Regions from separate parts of the Homo sapiens genome. Here region 2 is linked to region 1. A link is an interaction called in ENCODE POLR2A ChIA-PET data of the cell type or tissue named here. Cell type or tissue: GM12878. All regions are shown on one strand. Links, peaks and the distances in the headings refer to the core of each region. The heading gives the core; the rest is flanking DNA.

Region 1 (6,957 bases), core at 1,565-5,564:
GAGAATCAAAGAGGATATGTATATATGATTAGATTGATTGACCAATTGATCATTAGATATGCAGATATCTACCATCAGGGATGCTAAAATGAGTTGGCTTAAAAGATGTAAAACTGGTTGGGTGCGGTGGCTCACGGCTATAATCCCAGCACTTTGGGAGGCTGAGGCGGGTGGATCACCTGAGGTCGGGAGTTTGAGACCAGCCTGACCAACATGAAGAAACCCCGTCTCTACCAAAACATACAAAATTAGCTGGGCGTGGTGGTGCATGCCTGTACTCCCAGCTACTCGGGAGGCTGAGGCATGAGAATCACTTGAACCCAGGAGGCGGAGGTTGCAGTGAGCCGAGATTGTGCCATTGCACTCCAGCCTGGACAAGAGCGAAACTCCGCCTCAAAACAAAAGATGCAAAATTGCTCAATATCATTAGGGGAATTATCAACTGCATCATCCCCACTGGTCACAACTTGCATTTCTCTGGACAACCTGGAAAATTATAAGATATCTCAAAGACAATGAAAGGCACAGAAACCTCAAAGAGTCAGATAAGCTGGAAGAATGTGCTAGATTGCCTCTACTTTTTGTTGAAGACACCCAGGAATGTTTTAGGCCTATTTCAAACCCTTTCACAATTTTTCCTGATGCTTGTTCATTTGATATGAGGTCAAAGGACAATACTTAACGTGACCCATATCCCTATAGAGTTTTATGATATTGAGGCCCGCAGTGGCCTTATGAGGAGCAATCTACAGGCTGGTGAGCTGAGGCTTGGTAGACTTGGCTCACATGAGTTCAGAAGTCCACAAACCTCCCCCAGGGCAGCTCATCCTCCCTTTCTTTTTTCTTTTCTTTTCTTTTTTTTTTTTTGAGATGGAGTCTCGCTCTGTCACCCAGGCTGGAGTGCAGTGGTGTGATCTTGGCTCACTGCAACCTCTGCCTCCTGGGTTCAAGTGATTCTCCTGCCTCAGCCTCCCTAGTAGCTGGGATTACAGGTGCCTGCCACCATGCCTGGCTAATTTTTGTAATTTTAGTAGAGATGGTGTTTCATCATGTTGGACCAAGCTGGTCTCGAACTCCTGACCTCAGGTGATCCTCCCGCCTCGTCCTCCCAAAGTGCTGGGATTACAGGCGTGAGCCACCGCACCCCGCCAGCTCCTGCTCCCTTTCATGGTGGGTGGTGCAAAGCAGGATTGCTCTTGGCCCCTCAAGGCCAAACTAATGAAACTGTGCTACGTGCAACTGATGCAGGGCAGGTGAACTCCAGAATTGGGGCTTAGCCTGGCAGGGTTCTTGGCTTTGCCCAGGAAAGAATTCAAGGGCAAGCTAGGGGAGCCGGTGGTGTTAGACAGCAACTTTTATTGAAGCGGCAGTGCACAGCAGCAGCAGACAGACTGCTCCTTGTGGAGCAGGGCTACCCTATAGGCAGTGTGCCCAGAGCACCAGCTCAGGGCAGTTCTGCATCATATGTGTGCCCATCTAGTTATATGCAAATTAAGGGCCAGACTATACAGAAATTTCTAGAAAAAGGGTGGTAACTTCTGGGTTGTCAGGTCATTGCCATGGAAAGGGGTGGTAACTTCCGGTGTTGTCATGGTAACGGTAAACTGACACGGCACACTGGTGGGCGTGTCTTATGGAAAGCTGCTTTCTCTCAGTCCCTGTTTAGCTAGTCTTCAATTTGGTCCAGTGTCCAAGCCCTACCTTTGGAGTTGAGTTCCGCCGCCTACCTCAGAACATTTGTAGAGCCATTTAAAAAGGAAAACTCTCTAATGTGACCCTTTGTAGATCCACTTTATGTCTGATAAGGAAAGGTTGGAATTCTTTCTGCTGTGTAGGCACAGGTTCAGGGCCACACAGCCCTTCCCTTCTTTGAACACCGGATTAGTGCATCAGGGAGCCCCGGCGTGGTGGATTCAGGCTCAAACACTGGAAACAGTCCAGCAAAACCTTGACCTATAGAGAGTGAAGGGCACAGGGCCAGGGGAGGGGAGCTCTTTGCGGACACAGAGTGACTTCTTTCTCTAACCTGCCTTTTGGGTTTCCTTGGCTTTTCCTTCCTCCTCCTCTCGGATGAACTTGTGAGAATGAAGGTGCATGTCTGTGGCCCATGCTGGGTCCTCCAGGCATGGTGGGCTCTGGGAGGGCCATGGCTGAGGAGCCCAAGGAAGCCAGGCCCGTTGCTTTCTCACCTGAGGATTCGTCTCAGAACCATGACACAGTCAAATGAGAACAGAAACCCCACTCTAAGGCCGGGGGCAGTGGCTCAGGCCTGTAATCCCAGCACTTTTTTGGGAGGCCAAGGTGGGTGGATCACTTGAGGTCAGGAGTTCGAGACCAGCCTGGCCAACATGGCAAAACCCCATCTCTACTAAAAATACAAAAAATTAGCTGGGCATGGTGGTGTATGCCTGTAATCCCAGCTACTCGGGAGGCTGAGGCACGAGAATCGCCTAAACCCAGGAGGTGGAGGTTGCAGTGAGCCAAGATTGTGCCACTGCACTCCAACCTGGGTGACAGATCCAGACCCTATCTCAAAAAAAAAAAAAAAAAGAAAAAAGAAAAGAAAGAAATCCCACTTCAAATCTCTACTAGAGGTTGCTTGAAGGTTGCTGGAAGGGAGATGTGAGAGCAGACTTACACCACTCTGCACAGAGAAAAACCCATGAAAAACTTGTGTCTCCCTCAGAGTCATGGTAGTGGCCCCAGCGTCCCTGACACCCCTCCCAAAGTCAACCAGTCAGTCTCTCCCTGTTTCCCTCACCCCCAGATCAGCTCCTTTCTGCCTCATCCTGGGCCTTCATCCTTCTGTTGTCCCCAGACGACCCCACCGCCCCTGGGGATAGACTAGGCTGCATTTTGCTTTTCTTTCTGTTTTTGGGGTCCCTGTCATTCTAAAGTTTGTCCAGCCAATCTGCTTAGGTTTCCACAGTGGGAACACAGACACCTTTTTTTTTTTGAGACGGAGTCTCCCTCCGTCACCCAGGCTGGAGTGCAGTGGTGCAATCTTGGCTCACTGCAACCTCCGCCTCCTGGGTTCAAGTGATTCAGCCTCTTGAATAGCTGCGACTACAGGCTTGTGCCACCACGCACGGCTAATTTTTGTATTTTTAGTAGACATGGGGTTTCACCATGTTGGTCAGGCTGGTCTCGAACTCCTGATCTCAAGTGATCCGGCCACCTCAGCCTCCCAAAGTGTTGGGATTACAGGTGTGAGCCACCGTGCCCGGCCAGATGCTGTTTTTTTATGTTGTCTGGGCAGTCATTTGTGCGCTCCATGAACAGTTGCATGGTCCTTTTTAGCATCAGACTAGAGCTATGATTCCCAGCCCACAGTGACAGAGGCCACCTAGCCACCTTTGCAATGGCAACCACATTGACGATGACAGTCTTCCTTCCTTTTCCTTTGTCTTCAGCTGTGGCAATCAGCGGGACACTGCTCTGACCCCTGGCATTGGTTTTGACAAATACTTGGCTCCTTGTTAGCTTTATTAATAAGATGAAGAGATATTTGACAGCTACATTCTCCCCCTAAAAGAAGAAGGAGTGGCCCACATGGCTTCTGGAGTTCTTGGGAACTGACACAAAACTTGCCTCTTGGTGGAGGCTGGGTTTGCCTCAGGTGGGCCCAGAGGAGACTCCGCAGCTTTAGGAATCACCTCCCTCTCTCTCAGCTGGCTTTTTCTTTTTTCTTTTTTTGACAGAGTCTCGCTCTGTGGCCCAGGCTGGAGTGTGGTGGTGCAATCTCGGCTCGCTGCAACTTCCGCCTCCCAGGTTTACTCGATTCTCTTGCCTCAGCCCTCTGAGTAGCTGAAACTACAGGCGCATGCCACCACGCCTGGCTAATTTTTGTATTTTTAGTATAGACGGGGTTTCACCATGTTGGCCAAGTTGGTCTCAAACTCCTGACCTCAAGTGATCCACCTGCTTCAGCCTCCCAAAGTGCTGGGATTACAGGCATGAGCCACTGCGCCTGACCTTTTTGTATTTTTTTAATAGAGACAGGGTTTCGCCATGTTGCCCAGGCTAGTCTCAAACCCCTGGCCTCAGGTGATCCGCCTGCTGTGGCCTCCCAAAGTGCTGGGATTACAGACATGAGCCACCATGCCCAGTCTCATCTGGCCTTTTAAAACATTTGCAAAACTTTCCTTACCTGCTGTGTTGCACAGTTCTGGCTGAAATATACCTCCCTATAATTTCCACCGAAAGTGGAAAAAAGTCTAGTTCTTCTTTCATATAAAACAATGCAATTATTTAGGCTGTGCAGGATCGGGGTGTCAGGTACTTTTCAGGTCTGAGGTGAGGCCGTGGGCAGGGCAGCTTCTACCCACCTCATCTCAACTCTCCCTTTTCTTGCTCAGTGTCACATGTAGGACCAGTTACATAATTTGTGGGTCTAGTGCAAATGAAAATTCAAAATTATCAGGAATTTCAAGGTGGCGACAGCAAGGCATCAAACCAAGCATGGCAGCTTCTGAGCACAGGGCCCCTGTGACGGCACGGGTCACACATCTATGAAGCTGGCTCTGGTCTCATGACTCATGTGTGTCAGGTCAGGGACTGGGTCTGAGCCTTCTGCCCAGAAAGGTGCTGTAAAAGGTCAGTCACAGAAGCCTTGTAGCAAGCCAGGCAGACACAGGCAGGCAGATGTGGTGCTGGGAACTTGGTTGATGTTTCACCTCCTGGCCCTCAGCTCCCCATCTGTAATATGGGTCATGATACCCCTGTGGTAGGCTGCTGATGACCCCCAAGGATATCAGGCCCTGACCCCTGGAACCTGTGAATGTTGCCCTATATGGTGTCTTAGTTTGTTTGGACTGGGTGCCTTAGAAACAACAAAAATGGGCCGGGCGCGGTGGCTCACGCCTGTAATCCCAGCACTTTGGGAGGCTGAGGCAGGTGGATCACCTGAGGTTGGGAGTTCAAGATCAGCTTGACCAACACAGAGAAACCCCATCTCTACTAAAAACACAAAATTAGCCAGGCATGGTGGCTCATGCCTGTAATCCCAGTTACTCAGCTGGCTGAGGCAGGAGAATCGCTTGAACCCGGGAGGCGGAGGTTTCAATGAGCTGAAATTGTGCCATTGCACTCCAGCCTGGGCAACAAGAATGAGACTCCATCTCAAAAAAAAAAAAAAAAAAGAAACAACAAAAATGTATTTCTCACAGTTCTGGAGTTTGGGAAGTCCAGCATCAAAGCTCCAGCAGCTCCAGTGTCTGGTGAGGCCTACTTCCTCATTTATAGATGGCTGTCTCTCTGCTGTGTCCTCACATGATGGAAAGGACTAGGGAATTCTTTTCTTGCCTTTTTTTTTTTTTTTTCTGTTTTGAGAAGGAGTCTTGCCCTGTCACCCGGGCTGGAGTGCAGTGGCGCGGTCTCGGCTGACCACAACCTTTGCCTCCTGGGTTCAAGTGATTCTCGTGCCTCAGCCTCCCAAGTAACTGAGGCTACAGGCGCGCCACCATGCCAGCTAATTTTTGTATTTTTAGTAGAGATAGGATTTTGCTACGTTGTCCAGGCTGGTCTCAAACTCGTGGCCTCACGTCGATCTGCCCACCTTGGCCACCCAAAGTGCTGGGATTACAGGCGTGAGCCACCGCACCGGGCCTAGGGATTTTCTTATGGTCCCTTTCATAAGGGCACCAGTCCCATTCATGAGGCCTCCACCCTCATGACATAACCACCTCCAAAGGCTCCACCTGCAAGTACTATCACACTGGGGAGTTGGTTCCAACATGTGAATTGTCGCGGGGATGCAAACATTCAGTTTGTAACATGTGGGAGAATGGGATTTGCAGATGTGATTAAGTTAACAGTTTTGAGTTGGGGAGATTATCTGGATGGGCTCCAAATGCAATCACAAGTGACTTTACCAGAGAGGCAGAGGGAGGCGGGGCACATTGGTTTATGCCTATAATCCCAGCACTTTGAGAGGCCCAGGCAGGAGAATCCCTTGAGCTCAAAAGTTCAAGGCCAACCTGGGAAACATAGCGAGACCTCATCTTTACAAATAATTAAAAAATTATCTAGGCATGGTGGTGTGTGCCTGTGGTCCCAGCTACTCAGGAGGCTGAGGTGAGAGAATCACTGGTGGTCAAGGCTGCAGTGAGTCGTGATTGAACCACTGCACTCCAGCCTTGGAAACAGGGTGAGACCCCATCTCAAATAAATAAATAAATAATAAATAAGGGAGATTAGACACACAGAAGAGAGGTGATGTGAAGATTGAGCAGAGATTTGAAGATGCTGGCCTTGAAGACTGGAGTGATGCACCCACAGACCAAGGAATGCCAGCAGCCACCAATCTGCTCCTGTAAGAGGCCAGGAACAGATTCTCCTCCCGCAGAGCCTCTGCAGGGAGTGTAGCCCTGCTGGCAGCTTGATTTTGGTCCATTCATACTTATTCTAGATCCAGAATGGGGAAAGAATAAGTTTCTGTTGTTTTAAGCCAGGAAGTGTGTGGGTATTTGTCACTGTAGCCACAGGAAATGAAAACATACCCTCTAAAATTTTTAAAATAACAGATTCATTGAGATATAGTTCACATGCCATACCATTTACCTATTTAAAGCGTGCAATTCAATGGTGTTTCATATATTCAGAGTTGTGCAACCATCACCCCAATCAATTTTAGAACATTTTCATTATCCCAAAAAGAAACCTGTATTCTTTAGCTATCTTGCCTAATCCCCCAGCCCTAGCCAACCAAACTACTTTCCATCTCCATGGATTTGCGTATTCCGGACATTGCATAGAAATGGAATTATATAATATGTGGCCTTTCATGTGTAGCTTCTTCCACTTAGCATGTTTTTAAAGTTCATCTATAGTGTAGCATGTATCAGTATTTCGTTCCTTTTGTTGTTGTTGTTTAGAGACAGAGTCTCATGCTATGACCTGGGCCAGAGTGCAGCGGTGCAATCCTAGCTCACTGTAGCCTCAAAGTCCTGAGCTCAA
Region 2 (6,957 bases), core at 1,714-5,713, 170 kb before region 1:
CCTAGCCACCCTCCCCTGCTTCCCCTTAAAAAAAAGTGGAATAGGCAGGGCATGGTAGCTCATGCCTGTAATCCCAGCACTTTGGGAGGCCAAGGTGGGCAGATCATGAGGTCAAGAGATCGAAACCATCCTGGCCAACATGGTGAAACCCCATCTCTACTAAAAATACAAAAATGAGCTGGGCGTGGTGGCGCGTGCCTGTAATCCCAGCTACTCGGGTGGCTGAGGCAGGGAATCGCTTGAACCCAGGGAGGTGGAGGTTTGCAGTGAGCTGAGATCACGCCACTGCACTCCAGCCTGGCCACAGAGCGAGACTCTGTCTCAAAAAAAAAAAAAAAAAAAAAAGTGGAATGAAAACATGGATCTTTTAGGAGTTTGAAATTTGTCCTAGGGCACCAAGCAGGTGGCTCTTACCTGTATTCCCAACACTTTGGGAGGCTGAGGCATGAGGATCACTTGAGCCCCAGGAGTTTGAAACCAGTCTGAGCCACATAGACCTGGTCTCTACCAAAGATTAAAAATCAGCTGTATGTGGTAGAGCACATCTGTTGTGGTCCCAGTTGCTTGGGAGGCTGAGGCAAGAGGATTGCTTGAGCCATGGAGGTTGAAGCTGCAGTGAGCCTTGGTCGTGCTACAGCACTCCAGCCTGGATGACAGAGCAAGACCCCATTTCTCTCTCTCTCTCTCTTTTTTTTTTTTTAGTGTTTTATTTATTTATTTATTTATTTATTTTATTATACTTTAAGTTCTAGGGTATATGTTCACAACGTGCAGGTTTGTTACATATGTATACATGTGCCATGTTGGTGTGCTGCACCCATTAACTTGTCATTTACATTAGGTATATATCCTAATGCTATCCCTCCCCCTTCCCCCCACCCCACAACAGGCCCTGGTGTGTGATGTTCCCCTTCTTGTGTCCAAGTGTTCTCATTGTTCAATTCCCACCTATGAGTGAGAACATGCAGTGTTTGTTTTTTTGGCCTTGCGATAGTTGGCTGAGAATGATGGTTTCCAGCTTCATCCATGTCCCTACAAAGGACATGAACTCATCCTTTTTTATGGCTGCATAGTATTCCATGGTGTATATGTGCCCTTAATCCAGTCTATCATTGATGGACATTTGGGTGGATTCCAAGTCTTTGCTATTGTGAATAGTGCCGTAATAAACATACGTGTGCATGTGTCTTTATAGCAGCATGATTTATAATCGTTTGGGTATATACCCAGTAATGGGATGGCTGGGGCAAGACCCCATTTCAAAAAAAGAGAAAGAAAATTCGTGTAGTCCCAGCTGCTCGCGAGGCTAAAGTGGGAGGCGGAAGTTGCAGTGAGCTGAGATCACACCACTGCACTGTAGCCTGGGTGACAGAACGAGACCCGTCTCAAAAAAAAAAAAAAAAAAAAAAAAAAGGATAGAAAAAGAAAATTGACCTGGGGAATAACGGAACACATACCCTTTAAAAACGGGTAGTAGGTTGATATTCTTAATTATGGTTCAGCTTAAAAAAAAATCTTTGAAAAATTTAACCTCATAAATGCATTCAATGTTCTGTTATGTGTTCCTTAATAAAATTCCATTTTTAGAAAACAACGTAATTTAATTAATTAATTAATGTTTTTGAGATGGAGTCTCATTCTGTTGTCCAGGCGGGAGTGCAGTGGTGCAATGTCAGCTCACTGCAACCTCCGCCTCCCGGGTTCAAGTGATTCTCCTGCCTCAGCCTCCTGAGTAGCTAGGATTACAGGCACCTGCCACCATACCCAGCTAATTTTTGTATTTTTAGTAGAGACGGGATTTTGCCATGTTGTCCAGGCTTGTCTTGAGCACCTGACCTCAGGTGATTTGCTCACCTCGACCTACCAAAGTGCTGGGATTACATGCGTGAGCCACTGTGCCTGGCCCTAATTTAATTTAAATATCCAAACTTGTGTATTTCAGCTGCAGATATTGCATTTCCTAACCAAAATGTCAATTACTTTTAACTTCAAAAAGATGAAATGACACACAAATAAATTTAGTGATTTACCATAATTTTTGGAACATTGTTTTCTCCCTGCCTCCCTCCCTCTCTTTTTTTTGAGACAGGATCTAGCTCTGCTGTCCAGGCTGGAGAGCAGCAGTGCAGTCCTGGCTCACTACAACCTCTGCCTCCTGGGTTCAAGTCATCCTCCCACCTCAGCCTCCTGAATAGCTGGGACTACAGGCATGCGCCACAATACCCCGCTAATTTTTGTATTTTTAGTAGAGATGGGGTTACGCCATGTTGCCCAAGCTAGTCTCAAACTCCTGAGCTCAAGCAATCTGTGCACCTCGGCCTCCCAAAGTGCTGGGATTACAGGCATGAGCCACCATGCTTGGCCCTATTTTGAGTTATTTTTTAATGAACAGATGCAAAGTACCAAGTAGTCCAGTTACAACTGGAAAAAAGCTTGAATTCTAAATTAAATTCTAAATCAACTTTGTATGTTGCACATACAAAGGATTTGTAGGATGTGGATATTTTATGTTAAGCACAGCAGCGCCCCTCCTCCAAAACAAACCCCCAGAACAACCCACAGAAGGTTGTTTTTTTTTCCTGCCTAAAGCTTATGCTCAGGACTCTATTGTGTATTTGAATAAAAAACAGATGTGACTAGCTAGTCTTGGGTTGCTTTGATACTCTCTATTTATAAATAAAACTGTGATTATGAAAATGTCTTACTTTGTGTTATAGAGCTCAGAATTCTTTGAGGGTGGCAACCAAGGGAATGTGCTATTACTCATTACTTTATCAAGGTTGCCATTTCCATGTCTTGACAATATAAGCTGTTAGTTTTTAAAAAGTAGTGGGGGCCGGGCTCGGTGGCTCACACCTGTAATCCCAGCACTTTGGGAGGCTGAGGCAGGAGGATCACTTGAAGTCAGGAATTTGAGACCAGCCTGGCCAACATGGTGAAAACCCGTCTCTACTAAAAATACAAAATTAGCCAGGCATGGTGGCATGTGCCTGTAATCCCAGCTACTCAGGAGGCTGAAGAAGAAGAATTGCTTGAACCTGGGAGGTGGAGGTTGTGGTGAGCCGAGATCGCACCGTGGCACTCCAGCCTCGGCAACAGAGCAAGACCCCATCTCTAAAAAAATAAATAGATAAAAAGTAGTGGGGAGGAAATTTTACTTTTTTTTTTTTAAGCTTACTAAAAAAAGAAAAAAAAAATCCAAGGGCCTAACTTTTCAAAATCAGTTTTATTATATAAATTGTAAAAAGCTTTTTGGATTCTGTTTATCTAGTTGAAGGTCAATAATAAGCTTTTCTTTAAATTAATTAGAAATTACTTGTAGGAAATGTATAGAATAACAATGATCATTTTTTTTAACTAAATGATTTACAATAGTGAGAAAGTTGACCTTGAGTTACATGTTGAAAGAATAGTATGTAAGCTGGCAACAGAAATTGAAATTGAGACAGATTTCAGCACCACTGTTGGTAACAGGCTCTTATTCCAGAGGAAACATGTCAGTTTTTTATTAGTGAGTAAAGGATTTCTGCGAAGCTTTAAGAATATCTCATGTTGAGTATTGACATGTATTTTGAATGATGATTTTATGAAATAACACTTGGGATTATTTTTCTTATTCTGTATCCCCCAAATTACCTTAAAAACTTACATCTTTTGTTTTGGAGGATCCTTTAGCAAATATGCCTTTTGTATGGAAGATCTTTTATGAAAGTATACTATAAATATTTAGTTTCTATTACAATATCACTATTCGAAGATATTTATAAAATTGCAAAGTCAGACTCTTTAAAACAAACTTTATTTAAAGATATCCAGGATACCTAGATTTATCCAAGAAATCTCATTTCATCATGTTTTGCATTTCTCTTTAAAACAATGGTTAATGCCTTGTTATTTGTTATATTGCATACTGAGTGACTGTAGTCTTGAAATACAGATCTGTGTTACTTTGTATGACTGTATAACATTCCATTTTTCTTTAACCAGCTCCCAGTGAGACATAAAGATTATTTCTAGTGTTTTGCTCTTTTAATCAGTGCTTTAGCACTCTCCCGTGTATGACTGTAGATTTATAAAATTCTAAATAAAATGACATGAAATGAAATTCTACATTTTATCAGTAGAATTGTTCATTTTTTATTTTAATTTTTTTTTTAACTTTTAGGTTCAGGGGTACATGTGCAGGTTTGTTATAGGTAAACTTGTGTCATGAGGGTTTGTTGTACAGATGATTCTGTCACCCAGATACTAAGCCTAGTACCCATTCGTTATTTTTGCTGATCCTCTCCCTTCTTCCACCTTCCACCCTCTGATAGGCCATAGTACCTGTTGTTCCTCTCCATGTGTCCATGTGTTCCCATCATTTAGCTCCTACTTATAAGTGAGAACATGCAATATTTGGTTTTCTGTTCCTGCTTTAGTTTGCTAAGGATAATGTCCTCCAGCTCCTGTTTTTCATTTCTAAACCATTAAAAATCTATTTGGGGCCGGTGCAGTGGCTCATGCCTATAATCCCAGCACTTTGGGAGGCTGAATTTGGGAGGCTGAACTCCCTGAGTTCTCAGCTTGGGGAGGAAGCTTCAGGTTTCCTATCCCAGTCTTGCTGCTGGCCTGCCCTTCTGCCTACCTGCCACTCAGGTACCATCTTTACTCAGTCCCCCGAACTCCCTTTTTTTTAAAATTTGAGGAGAATTCTTGGAACTTTCCCTTGCCTCTTTTGAGACTAGCAGTGTTTCAAATGGTGTTTTTTCCTACACTTTAGCTGTTCTGTAGCAGGAGTCTCTTGGAACACCTATAGCAGAAGTCAGAATGATTGCTTTGGCAAATATAGGTCCCTGTGTGCCCATCATTGGTTTCACTGTGACTAAGGAGAAGTCATCTCAGGAAAAACATTTTTCTAGTATAACTTTTAAAATGTGGTTTTGATGAAATTTGTGATTACTTATAATTATCTGTTACAATTTAAATTTACATAAACATGCTGCTTTTATCTTCTCCTCCTCCTCCTCCCCCTCCTCCTCCTCCTCCTCCTCCCCTCCTCCTCCTCCTCCCCTCCTCCTCCTCCCCTCCTCCTCCCCTCCTCCTCCCCCTCCTCCTCCTCCTCCTCCCCCTCCTCCTCCTCCCCCTCCTCCTCCTCCTCCTCCTCCTCCTCCTCCTCCTCTTTTTTTTAATAAAAAGAGGACCACAAAAACAGTTTTACTATCTAGATGCTTGAGTTTGCTTGGTCACTTTCAGAGTATGTCGTTTCTTTGGTATTTACACATGGCTCTGGTAACCTAAAGTATTCATTTAAGGCAGGAAATGACCTGATCATATCATACATTGTTACACGCAGTCTCAATTATGTCACCAAGGGCAGTGACTTTTCTCTTCTGGTGGATGACAACAGCAATTTCCACACTTTGGAAGCTTCACTGAAATATTTTTTTCTAACAGTGTAGAGGATAAGAATTTGCAGTTCTATTGCCAGTTTATTACAGAGGCTACAACTCTGGAACAGCCAAATGGAAGCAATGCTTAGGACACAGTATGGGGGGAGGGCAAGGAGCTACCATGCCCTCTCTGGGCAGGCCACCGTCCAGTACCTCAGTGTGTTCACCAACCTGGAAGCTCCTTAACTCATTCTTTAAGGCCCTATTAATCCTTCTCTATATATACTAGTATTTTAAGAATGTATAATATAATAGCAATAGTCTTTGGTCCATTAAAAATCTTAGCTTTTCTTATTGCAGTGGTAACCCTTAGAGCACTCTTGGTAATGTATCTTAAACAGGTTCTTCATTGACTAACTTTACAGATTTTAGAATTGCAGTTTATTCTTTAAAAATATGCTGTGATTATTTTCAGGATCATAATTTCAGTAACATTTCCAGTTTTGCTTTGTTGGCGAGCTTAAAATTATGGAATGGACATTTTATGCAAATTTTATGGTATAGTAAAGAAATGAAGGGACATTTTAGAAAGCATTTAATTCTTTATGTCACTGACACTTGTAAAATTACTTCCTGTCAAACACGTGTTGAAATACAGTTTATGTTGGCAAATATTGGGATTGATTTTATATTAATTTAAATCTGTATTACATTAAAGCCTAGGAAATTACTAAAAAATGTAGGCTATGTGATAAGTTTTTCTGAGCCATTTATGGATTGGGCTTTGAAGATGAAAGTTTGTTAAACCATTGGGAATTAAAGATTCCAGCTGAACATCTCAAGTTTCTGAAACAATACATTTTCTCACACTTTGTGGAATTGTTCTGTGTCATTTACACTTGCTTGGTTCAGCAGGGCGAGCAATGAGGTATTTTTTATTTTATATTTGTTTTTGCAGGGATCTTAGCAACATCAATTGTGAAGAGCTTGGTCCATTGCCTCCTGGATGGGAGATCCGTAATACGGCAACAGGCAGAGTTTATTTCGTTGACCATAACAACAGAACAACACAATTTACAGATCCTCGGCTGTCTGCTAACTTGCATTTAGTTTTAAAGTAAGTTTTTGAAACAATACATGTTAAAATGGGAGTTAAACATGATGAAACGCATAGATGCTTTTAATAATAAATGTGAGTCTCGATACAGTGGCTCACGCCTTTAATCCCAGTGCTTTGGGAGGCCGTGGCAGCAGGATCACTTGAGGCCAGGGGTTTGAGACTAGCCTGGTCAATATAGTGAGACCTCATCTCTACAAAAAAAAAGTTGTTTAAATTAAAAAATTAGCTGGGTGTGGTGGTGTATGCCTGCAGTCCTAGCTACTTGGGAAACTGAGGCAGGAGAATCGCCTGAGCCCAGGAGTTTGAGGCTGCAGTGGACTATGATCACACCACCCCAACTCCAGCCTGGGTGACAGATGGAGACCCTGTCTCTTAAAAAATGAAAGAACATCTACTTTCATCAGTTATAATTTACTTTTATTGAGCAAAATTTATGTAAGAGTGTGACAAGGTTTACTCTGATAT

The links. Peaks named below come from ENCODE experiments on the same cell type or tissue, not always from the same donor. Only the 100,000 strongest peaks of a DNase experiment are listed, where the experiment ranks them.
Region 2: POLR2A ChIA-PET joins it to region 1 with 5 read pairs; 2 of 35 experiments call an interaction of 5 or more read pairs at or near these places.

Annotation. Positions count from the first base shown.
Region 1 is chr17:64,401,631-64,408,587 of GRCh38, reverse strand. No RefSeq gene overlaps it. Among named protein-coding and RNA genes, the nearest start is that of PECAM1, 14 kb to the right of the region's middle. RefSeq lists enhancers at 3,621-3,700, 3,811-3,920. In GM12878, for the core only: no CTCF peak of the experiment used is centred there; DNase peaks (open chromatin) are centred at 3,787, 4,317 and 4,567; H3K27ac peaks cover 1,394 bases.
Region 2 is chr17:64,571,330-64,578,286 of GRCh38, reverse strand. SMURF2 (SMAD specific E3 ubiquitin protein ligase 2) reads left to right here. Exons shown (of 19, transcript NM_022739.4): 10 at 6,331-6,489. Among named protein-coding and RNA genes, the nearest start is that of CEP95, 68 kb to the right of the region's middle. In GM12878, for the core only: no CTCF peak of the experiment used is centred there; no DNase peak of the experiment used is centred there.